Linked DNA regions of Homo sapiens: region 2 is linked to region 1. Evidence: read pairs that join two places in POLR2A ChIA-PET (ENCODE). Cell type or tissue: B cell. All regions are shown on one strand. Links, peaks and the distances in the headings refer to the core of each region. The heading gives the core; the rest is flanking DNA. Region 1 overlaps MPHOSPH9 (M-phase phosphoprotein 9). Region 2 overlaps CDK2AP1 (cyclin dependent kinase 2 associated protein 1).

Evidence for each region. ChIA-PET counts read pairs that join two places held together with the same protein. Peaks named below come from ENCODE experiments on the same cell type or tissue, not always from the same donor. Only the 100,000 strongest peaks of a DNase experiment are listed, where the experiment ranks them.
Region 2: POLR2A ChIA-PET joins it to region 1 with 9 read pairs; 6 of 35 experiments call an interaction of 5 or more read pairs at or near these places.

Annotation. Positions count from the first base shown.
Region 1 is chr12:123,171,746-123,177,112 of GRCh38, reverse strand. MPHOSPH9 (M-phase phosphoprotein 9) reads left to right here. Exons shown (of 24, transcript NM_022782.4): 16 at 324-425. Among named protein-coding and RNA genes, the nearest start is that of PITPNM2, 23 kb to the right of the region's middle. RefSeq lists a silencer at 3,744-3,944. In B cell, for the core only: no CTCF peak of the experiment used is centred there; no DNase peak of the experiment used is centred there.
Region 2 is chr12:123,262,052-123,267,418 of GRCh38, reverse strand. CDK2AP1 (cyclin dependent kinase 2 associated protein 1) reads left to right here. Exons shown (of 4, transcript NM_004642.4): 2 at 137-234; 3 at 2,097-2,223. Among named protein-coding and RNA genes, the nearest start is that of CDK2AP1, 7.1 kb to the left of the region's middle. RefSeq lists a silencer at 2,189-2,381. In B cell, for the core only: no CTCF peak of the experiment used is centred there; a DNase peak (open chromatin) is centred at 2,638.

The DNA.
Region 1 (5,367 bases), core at 134-5,133:
GTTCAAGTGATTCTCCTGCCTCAGCCCCCCGAGTAGCTGGGACTACAGGTGTACACCGCCATGCCCAGCTAATTTTTGTATTTTTAGTAGAGACAGGGTTTCACCATATTGACCAGGATGTTCTCCATCTCTTGACCTTGTGATCCACCTGCCTCCGCCTCCCAAAGTGCTGGGATTACAGGGGTGAGCCACCATTCCCGGCCATGGACTTGCAACTCTTTTACCACCCATTTTTTAGGAGGGTCTGTTAAATAAACTGTGGTTGAGCTATATTTTACATTTGTTGAAATGTACTTAATTTATCTTTATTGCTTTTGAATTAGAATGATTTCAAAACTTGAAGCTCAGGTCAAGCAAGTAGAACATGAAAATATGTTAAGCCTTCGTCATAATTCTAGAATTCACGTGAGACCCTCGCGTGCCAAGTAAGTTATTTCATTTACTCTCTATAAAGCTAGAAATAGGTGCATGCTTTTATTAAGACGAGAAACTCATCTGTCTAAATCATAAGAAAGTCCGGGTTAAATGTCATTACAGAACTTAAATGTGTTAGATTAATTACTGAACATTGTAAACCCTCTTATGCAGAGGCATTTGCTAAAATGAGGAAATATCTTAGGATCAAATTGGGATCCTTGGAATGTATTTTGTTCTTTGCCCAGCTGTGTGACCTTAGGCAAGTCACTTACCTTTTTTGGAATTCATTTTTCTTATCTGTAAAAATAAGGACAAGGGGCTAGAACATCTCAAAAGGTCTTTTAGCCCTAAAATTTCAGACATTTTATTCCTATGTTAATGGAAGGAACTATGAAGATGGATCTTCATTAGGTTGTATGGGTTTTCTTTCTAGTTTTTTTAGTTCTTTCAGAATTAGCTTGGCTATAATCTCAACATTGTCTTGGTGATACCCTTACAGAATACATTATTTTTATATTAGATCTGAATTTTATTATGATTTGGGTGTAAATAAAGAATATTAATAAGTAAATAATAACTTTATAATGACATTTATTAGAAAAATGATTTTAAATTGTAATTTGTGACCCAAGTTGTAATTGTCAAATGAGGAGCTTTTTCTAGGGCCGGGCACAGTGGTTCACGTCTGTAATTCCAGAATTTTGGAAAGCCAAGGTGGGAGGATCGCTAGAGTCCAGGAGTTCGAGACCAGTCTGGGCAACATGGCGAGAGCCCATCTCTATAAAATAAAATAAATTGTAAGAGAAGATTTTTCTAGGTCTTTGTTAATTAATCTTAGTAGAACATAGGAAATTCTTTTTTTTTTTTTTTTTTTAAAGAAAAGATGTAAGTAACAAATTGAACATTTGAGAGAGATAAAAGAGAGAGCTTCGGGTTGGGGACCAGGGAAGGCCTTTCTTTAGAGGAGGCTCATAAGCAGAGGAGTCACCTGTGCATAGAATTGCTGGAGCAGGAGGTGTGGGGTGAGGGATGGGAGGGTGGGCAGGGTGGGGTGTCTGGGAGGTGGTCCATGCAGAGAAATTGCCTTGGTAAGTCCTCAGGTAGGAAAGAGCTTAGCATATTTGAAGAGCCTAAGGGAGGTTAGTGTGGCCTGAATATTTCCAGCAAGAGGCAAAGTTGCCCTAGATGAAATCAGAGATTGACCATTTATAGCTTTCTAAGCCGTGATCAAGAGTTGGATCTTGGCTGGGCGCCGTGGCTCACGCCTGTAATCCCAGCAGTTTGGGAGGCCGAGGCGGGCGGATCACAAGGTCAGGAGATCGAGACCATCCTGGCTAACACGATGAAACCCTGTCTCTACTAAAAAATACAAAAAAAATTAGCCGGGCGCGGTGGCTGGCGCCTGTAGTCCCAGCTACTCCGGAGGCTGAGGCAGGAGAATGGTGTGAACCCGGGAGGCGGAGCTTGCAGTGAGTCGAGATTGCGCCACTGCACTCCAGCCTGGGAGACAGAGCAAGACTCCGTCTCAGAAAAAAAAAAAAAAGTTAGATCTTGCCCTAAGTCCATTGGGAAGCCTTTGAAGGTTTTTATGTGGTAAAATGATGTTATCTAATTTTTATTAATGTACCTGCCATGAGAAGATGGAGAAGGAAAGAATGGAAGCAGGAGACTAGTTAGTCTGGTGCAGTGCTAGGAGAGAGGTGGTGTTAGCTAGGTGGTGGTCACAGAAATAGACAATAGAGACTCTTCGGGAGAGATTCTAGAGGTAGGATCTATAGGATATGGTTGTGAATTGGATGGCAAGGTAAGAAAGGGAGGTGTTGGAATAATTCCTTGGTTTCTCTCTCAAACAACTAAAGGTACCTAGTTCATGTGTTGAACTTAGGGAAGAGATCAGAATTTCCATCTTGAATATTTTTGTTTGAGATTCATATCGATTCTAAGTGGAAATCAAATAGGCAATTATAAATGAGTTTGGAGCTCAAAAATAAGGTTTTAGGATGGTATGATAAATTTTGGAGTCATGCCGGGTGCGGTGGCTCACGCCTGTAATCCCAGCACTTTGGGAGGCCGAGATGGGCGGATCACGAGGTCAGGAGATCGAGACCATCCTGGCTAACATGGTGAAACCCCATCTCTACTAAAAATACAAAAAATTAGCCGGGTGTGGTGGCGGGCGCCTGTAGTCCCAGCTACTCAGGAGACTGAGGCAGGAGAATGGCGTGAACCCGGGAGGCGGAGCTTGCAGGGAGCCAAGATCGCGCCACTGCATTCCAGCCTGGGCAACTGAGCAAGACTCCGTCTCAAAAAAAAAAAAAAATTGGAGTCGTCTCTTTCTAGATGGTGCGTAAAGTTGTAGAATGGATGTAAACTGAGTGTGTTTAGTGAGAAGTAGGCCTGGGGCAAGAACTCTGACACTGGTGTTGGATAGAGAGAGCTGGCAAAGGAACCCGAGAAAGCGCTGCCAAAAAGCTAGAGGAAAACAAGCAGCCACCGGTATTGAGTGCAAAACCCAACTTGTGTTTCCCTGTGCTCTCACACCAGCACAACAAAAATAGACTCAGAAGACTTTTGTGACCCAGAATGTGTGACATTTCTCCTCACCAGCAAGCGAGCAATCAGTTCTTCATGGGACCTAGCTGGGTGGCCTCCCATTCATCTCTGATACTATCTACCCAGAGATAGGGTCAGATCCCATAAGCTGAGGGCTCAGTCCCCAAGACTTCCCATTTCAGACACCATTTGCAAGTCCAGGCCTCCAAAACGTCTAACCAACTGGCTTCAAGTTGAGGTTCCCACAGCCCTCTCTTTGGGTTTGATTAATTTGCCAGAGTGGCTTATAGAACTCAGAGAATCATGTTTACCAACTTATTACAGATGATATTTTAAAGGATACAAATAAACAACCAGTTGAAGAGATACAGAGTAAGGTCTGGAAGGATCTCCAGCACAGGAGTTTCTTTCCCAGTAGAGCTGGGGTGTGATGCCCCCTCAGTGCGTGGATGAGCTCTTGTTCAGCTCTCCAGAAGCTCTGGAGCCCTGTCCTTTTGGGCATTTTATGGAGGTTTCATTGGACAGGCCTGATTGAAGCTTGGACGACTGTGTTGAAATGTGATTGGACAGAAAGGATGTGATCTAAACCCAGCAAGGCCTTTCTGTTCAGATCCTTCTTGGCCTCTTTGTGCAGCATTCCTTCCCCCAGAGGATGAGGCAGGACCCTCTCTGATTCGAACAAGAGTCTTATGACCCATAATCAGATTAGAGTCCTACCCTGGTAAGGTAAAAGGAAGACAGGAGAAGGTTAGAGATTCTGTTGACTGCAACAAGGGATATGAAAGTTATGAGCCAGGAATTGTGAATGAAAACTGATGTATAATATATGTCATAATCTCACATTGCTGCTTGAGAGATCAAGGTGAAGACTGCAAGGTCTTTGCAAGCTGGAGGCTAATGCTTAGTGAACAGTCTGGATAGAGTGATAACAGTAGAAGCCCATTCAGAGGGTACTCGAGTGAATGCAGGCTGGGCGTGGTGGCTCACGCCTTTAATCCCAGCACTTTGGGAGGCCAAGGCAGGTGGATCACTTGAGGTCAGGAGTTTGAGACCAGCCTGGCCAACATGGCGAAACTCCATCTCTACTAAAAATACAAAAATAAGCCAGGCATAGTGGTGCAGGCCTGTAATCCCAGCTACTCGGGAGGCTGAGGAATCACTTCAACCTGGGAGGCGGAGGTTGCAGTGAGCCAAGATCGCACCACTGCACTCCAGCCTGGGTGACAGAGCACCGCTCTGTCTCAAAAAAAAAAAAAAAAAAAAAAAAAAAAGTGAATGAAAACCTGAAAGTCTAACAGCTGGAATATGGAAAATACTGTCATACACTCAAGCATGACACTGCATCATGACAATGCAGGTGGCAGAGACCGAGTTGGCAGACCCCAGCCTGTGGGGCCACATGTGGCATGAACTACCTGTTTTTGTGAGGCCCCTGAGTAAAGAATGGTTTCTACATTCTTACATGTTTGGGAAAAAAGAATATTTCATGACACATGAAAATTGTATGACGGACTGGGCGTGGTGGCCCACACCTGTAATCCCAGCACTTTGGGAGGCCAAGGCAGGTGGATCACCTGAGGTCAGGAGTTCGAGACCAGCCTGGCCAACATGGCAAAACCCCATCTCTATTAAAAATACAAAAATTAGCTGGGTATGGTGGCATGTGCCTGTAGTCCCAGTTACTCAGGAGGCTGAGGCAGGAGAATCGCTTGAACCTGGAAGGCGGAGGTTCCAGTGAGCCAAGATTACACCACTGCATTCCAGCCTGGGTGAGAAAGTGAGACTCTGTCTCAAAAAAAAAAAAAGAAAGAAAATTGTATAACATTCAAATTTTAGTGTCCACAAATACAATTTTCATGGAATACAAGCTTATTCACTTACATAGCATCTACGGCAGCTTTTGTGCAACAGCAAAGTGGAGTAGTTGCAACAGACACTGGCCCATAAAACCTCAAGTGTTTACTCTCTGGCCCTTTACAGAGAGAATTTGCTGATCCTCAGCTAGACGGTCAACGTGGATTAATCTTAAGGACATAATATGGAACAACAAAAAACTAGTTGCAGAAGAAATAGGATACTATTTATATTGACTTTAGCATGTGAAGCAATTTTGTATTTCTTATGGGTTCATGCAAACATAGTAAACGTATGAAAACGTGCATGGGAATGCTGAACACAAATTTAGTATAAATGGTTGCTTTTGGGAGGGAACGAATGAGATTGGAGAGGTGCACAGGGGCTTTAGTTGTCTTTATAGTGTTCTACTCTTAATTTAAAGAATATATAACCAAGATTTATAAAGCTGGATGGTTGGCATGAATATTACCTGTATGTCTATGTGTGCTTGAGATATATATATAATATATGTTTTTTGTTTGTTTGTTTGTTTGTTTTGAG
Region 2 (5,367 bases), core at 89-5,088, 90 kb before region 1:
AGGTGGAGAGCAGGGTTCTCCATCCTGCTACAGTTGGTGGTGTGGGTCCTGGGCAAGGGCTGTTGCAGGACCCGGAGTCCTTGCCTTGGTACAACTGGCTGAGCTGACTCCTGGCCTCTCTCTCCCCACCCCACAGCTGGGAGTGTCCACTCGCCTTCCACCAGCATGGCAACGTCTTCACAGTACCGCCAGCTGCTCAGTGACTACGGGCCACCGTCCCTAGGCTACACCCAGGTATGTCAATGGGGGTGATGGCATGGTGGGAGGGCCAGGGGGAGACATGCTTCCCACCATCAGAGGAGAGAAGTTGGTGGAAGAGACGAAGGAGCAGAAAGGATGGGACGGAGCTTTCTCAGCCCAAGGCCCTGGCTGCGCTCCTGCTCAGAACACATCAGAGTGGAGGGCACTGGGGACTGTGCTTCGCGGGGACGTGTGAGGTGGAGGGGACAGGAGAGCACCAGGAAGGGGCAGCAGCCCAAGCTGTGCTGAGGCTCCCACCCCACGCGTTCCTCCAGTGGGCCTCCTCACTCCTCTTTCTTGGGCAAGTGAGGCCTGACCTTGATGCTGGCTCTCCAAGCTGGGACAGAAGATAGGGTCAGTTCCCACTTGCTCTCCACGGGCGCGGGCCCAGCAGAGAGGAGGTGGCCCTGTCTTGAGAGCCCAGCTGCCTTTTGTCGAGGGCCAGTATTTGAGAGTGTGGCCTGGGCGAGGCCGCTCCCTGGTTCCACCACTTTCCAGACTGTGACCCCCCACTTGGTAACTGCCCAAGACCCGGGCTCCTCATCAGCCCAAGGGTGATCCTAGTACCCCCAGCCCAGGCTGGCGAACAGCAGGAATGGGGCCGCCACCATCTCAGCTGCACCCTACATCTCCAAGGGATGAGCCGCCCCGGGGAAGGTCCCAGCGGGAAGATGCTCTCCCTGGCTGGGCCCCAGCACCAGTGTTCTGAGGTCGCTATGGAGCCTGTTCCTCGCCAAGTGGGCGGCTCCCCGGCCATGCCCCACCAGGCTGCCCTGCCCCAGGAGGAGAAGCAGGTGTGGGCCTGTGAGCGGGACCGGCTGAAGAAGCGGTGGCTGTGGGAGGCCAGGCAGAGGGGCAGCCGGGAGTTGGCAGTGCCACGTTCTGGCCATGCGACGGCGGCGCCAGGACAGGCGGGAGGCCCGTGAGGCCTGGAGGCAGTGCCGTGGGGAGGCAGAGCAGCCGGAGCAGGACGAGGACAGGACAGAGCGCGAGGCCAGGGGACAGAGGCGGTGGTGGAGGAGGGGGGAGGCAAGGACCTCGCCCAGGGAGCTGGCGTGTCTATGGGAGGAGGTGGCCAAGGGGAGGTAGCCTGGGCTTGTGGGCTTGCGGGCTTGTGGGCTTGCCGGAAGCCCAGCCTCGCTGATCCGGGTGCTTGCTGTGGGGCTCCCAGTGGTGGTGGGAGGAAAGGTTTTCTGGGGGTTGGGCCCTGTTGGTGGGAGGATGAGAGAAGGGAATGCATTCCAGGCTCTGGCTGGGCCATGGCGGATCGCTGTGGTCCTGGTGGCCCAGGTGTGGCCTCTTGTCTCCCCACTGGCTTGGAGGCTTGGCACCTGGGATGTGCCCTCCCATCCATCTGCATCCTGGGAAATGCTGTTTGGACTCTTTTGTGCCAAAATGAGCTGTTTCCCCTGTTTTGTTCATTGGAGATAATAAAGTTGCTTCCTGGAGACGACTGGGTGGCCTCCCTGAGTGTGTGAGGATAGGAGGGTGAGGACCATCTCCCTAACTTGTAGTTGTCCCCTAGAATGGGACGTGCCTTGGCCCAGCTGAGGTGGCTGCCCCAGAAGTCTGAGGCTGGGCTGCGTTCCCTATCCTGACCGGCCCGGGGCCCTCTCCACCCACCTGCCTGTGGCCTTGGGGTCAGGCTGCTGAACCCTTTTTTTTTTTTTTCCCCCGAGATGGAGTCTCGCTCTGTTGCCCAGGCTGGAGTGCAGTGGAGTGATCTTGGCTCACTGCAACTTCCACCTCCTGGGTCCAAGCAGTTCTCCTGCCTCAGCCTCCTGAGTAACTGGGACTACAGGCACGCACCACCACGCCCGGCTGATTTTGCTGAACCCATTTCTTTCTGATTCTAGGGAACTGGGAACAGCCAGGTGCCCCAAAGCAAATACGCGGAGCTGCTGGCCATCATTGAAGAGCTGGGGAAGGAGATCAGACCCACGTACGCAGGGAGCAAGAGTGCCATGGAGAGGCTGAAGCGCGGTAAGCCCGGCCCCGCTGCCCTGTCGGTGACCACAGTGCTAGACCTTTAACTCTGGAAAGACTTTTGGGGAAAATGTGGGAAGGTGGGCTAGGGATGAGGCTCACTCATGGGAGCTCCTGTCTTGTTACAGAGTTGCCGTCTGTGGTGGAGGCCTCAGGCAGGCGATGGGTCTGGTAGCGAGGGGCCTGGGGGGCTGGATGTCTTCAGAGGGGTCTTCTGGGAAGGGCAGCCCAGGCAGGGAGCCCTTCTTACCCTGTGTGCTGCCAGGGGGTCTGCTGGCTTTCAAGGGTGTGTTCGAAGTGCCCCCTGCCCCCGACCCTGCCTGGTCTGCTCCTGTGGGCCGACACTGGTCCTAGGGAAGCCAAGCTCAGGGTTCATCGGTGCCTGCACTGCCCTCTGCTGTCACCTCTTTGGAGGGAGACCCAAGGAAGTGTGTGGGTCTGTGCTAGGGTCTGGGGAGGGAGGCTGAGAGCACTTTGTTCTTTAATGGTTGGAGAGGGAGGGCAGGCAGGAGATGACAGAGCACAAGGGACTCGTGTTAAGGTGTGACTGTCCGTCTGATTTCGAAAGGACGTTAAATAGGTTGCTACCTTCTGAAATAAAAGGGGAGTGGAGGTAGGACAGGATTTCTATTTTAGAAGGCGACAGTGCAGCAGAGCCATAGCCCATGAACGCATTCAAGATGAGGGGAGACTTGGGGCTCTTTTTTTTTTTTTTTTTTTTTTTTTTTTTGGGAGACGGAGTTTTACTCTTGTTGCCCAGGCTGGAGTGCAGTGGTGCAATCTCGGCTCACCGCAACCTCCGCCTCCTGGGTTCAAGCGATTCTCCTGCCTCAGCCTCCCAAGTAGCTGGGATTACAGGCATGTGCCACCACACCTGTCTAATTTTTTGTATTTTTAGTAGAGACAGGGTTTCTCCAAGTTGGTCAGCCTGGTCTTGAACTCCCAACCTCAGGTGATCCACCTGCCTTGGCCTCCCAAAGTGCTGGCATTACAGGCGTGAGCCACCACGCCCGGCCTGGGACTTGGGGTTCTTAAAAAGGCTGGAGAAGCAACCTGGGAGAGGAACATTCTTTTTTTTTTTTTTGAGATGGAGTCTAGCTCTGTCACCTGGGCTGGAGTGCAGTGGCACGATCTCGGCCCACTGCAACCTCCGCCTCCCGGGTTCAAACAATTTTCCTGCCTCAAGCCTCCCGAGTAGTTGGGACTACAGGCGTGCGCCACTATACCCAGCTAATTTTTGTATTTTTAGTAGAGACCAGGTTTCGCCATGTTGGTTGGCCAGGATGGTTTCGATTTCTTGACCTTGTGATCCTCCCGCCTTGGCCTCCCAAAGTGCTGGGATTACAGGCGTTGAGCCACCGTGCCCGGCCTGGGAGAGGAACTTTCTTTGGTTGTAAATCTGTAGCATAAATGGGGGCTGTAGTTGAAGTTATGCCCCAGTGACACGAGGGCCAGTTGAGGACAGGCTGCTGCCAGGAGCGGGGTTGCTCTGGAGTTTATGAAACCTTTGTGAAGAGGTTGACGGGTCTCAAAGCTAGGTTGGGACTACCAGGGTTAGAGGATGTGATTGAAGAGGGCCTGGGGGAAGGGATGCAGAGCCCAACCCTGGTCTCGCCTGGAGAGTTGGGTGGTCCCAGGGCTGCTCTCCGGTAGCTGGGGTGCTGCTTACCTGAATGGAAATTCCTGGGAAGATGCTGGGTCCCAGAGTCCAACAGGTAATTTGCAGTCACCCAGAAAAGGCACTGGTTCAAGTCAGCAAATGCGTACAAACTGCCAGTCTTTTAGTAACAAGGAAGACCTAGTGCTACCCCTTGGCCAACAGCCAAGCCCAAGCTTACCAAGCTCATGTCACAGCAGGGTGAAAACACGTCATAGAGGGGTCAGGGAGTTAGGAGCTAGGAGCATTGTAGGTAGGTTGGCAACTACAGCCCAAGAGCCAGGAGCCAAGAATAGTGGTTTTTTTTTGTTTTTTTTTTTTTTTTGAGACAGAGTCTCGCTCTATCACCCAGGCTGGAGTGCAGTGGCGCGATCTCGGCTCACTGCAACCTCCGCCTCCCGGGTTCAAGCAGTTCTGCCTCAGCCTCCCGAGTAGCTGGGATTATAGGCGCCCACCACCACGCCCATCTAATTTTTGTATTTTTAGTAGAGATGGGGTTGTACCATGTTGGCCAGGCTGGTCTCAAACTCCTGACCTCAAGTGGGCAACCCGCCCCGGCCTCCGAAAGTGCTGGGATTACAGGTGTGAGCCACCGCGACAGGCATGGTTCTTAATGGTTGAAAAAAAAAATGATTTTGGGACGTGTGAAAGTTATCTGAAATTCAGACTTAAGTGTTCATAAATAAAGGTTTGTGGGTCCAGGTGTGATGGTGCATGCCTGTAATCCAGCAGTTTGGGAGGCTAAAGCCAGGAGCAACATAGTGAAACTCCCATCTCTACAAATAATGATAAAACAGCCAGGCATGGTGGTGCGTGCCTATAGTCCCAGCTTCTCCGGAGGCTGAGGTGGGAGGATCACCTGATCCTGGCAGGTTGAGGCTGCAGTGAGCTGTGATCGTGCCACTGCACTCCAGCCTGGGTGACAGGGCAAGATGCTGTCTCAAAAAAAATTTGAGTGAAGTAGTTGTGTCAGAGACTGTAGCCTGCAAAGCTCAAAATATTTGCTGTCTGGTCCTCACAGAAAACATTCTCCAAGGCTCTGAGTTAGTTTCTAAGATTTGTGAGGTGATGATGTGGGATGTCATTCCCAGTGGCCTCTGGGAGTCATGTATTAGAAGGAATAGAATCCTTAGTGTCTATTAAAAGATCATATTTCATGAAGTTCAGTAGAGGCAGAAAGAAAAAAAAGGTAAGCACCAAACCACAGAGACAAAAGACTGGGGAAGATTCATCGGGCAGAAGGTAGCTGCAGTCTTGTGGGGTTGTCCCCGTGGACCCAGGGTCCCGCGTGGGTAGTAGTCAGTTCTCTGCGCCCTCACGTGTGCAGCTGAAGCCATTCTCTTGCTTACTTACGCCGGTCAAGCCCTGTCTAGAATTCAGACTGAAGAAGCCAGAGAAAAATCTCCATAGTGGGTCAAGCAAAAGAATTTGGGTGGAGACATGTCTTTCATCCAACAGTGTCGTGGAAGGACAGCTTGCTGGTG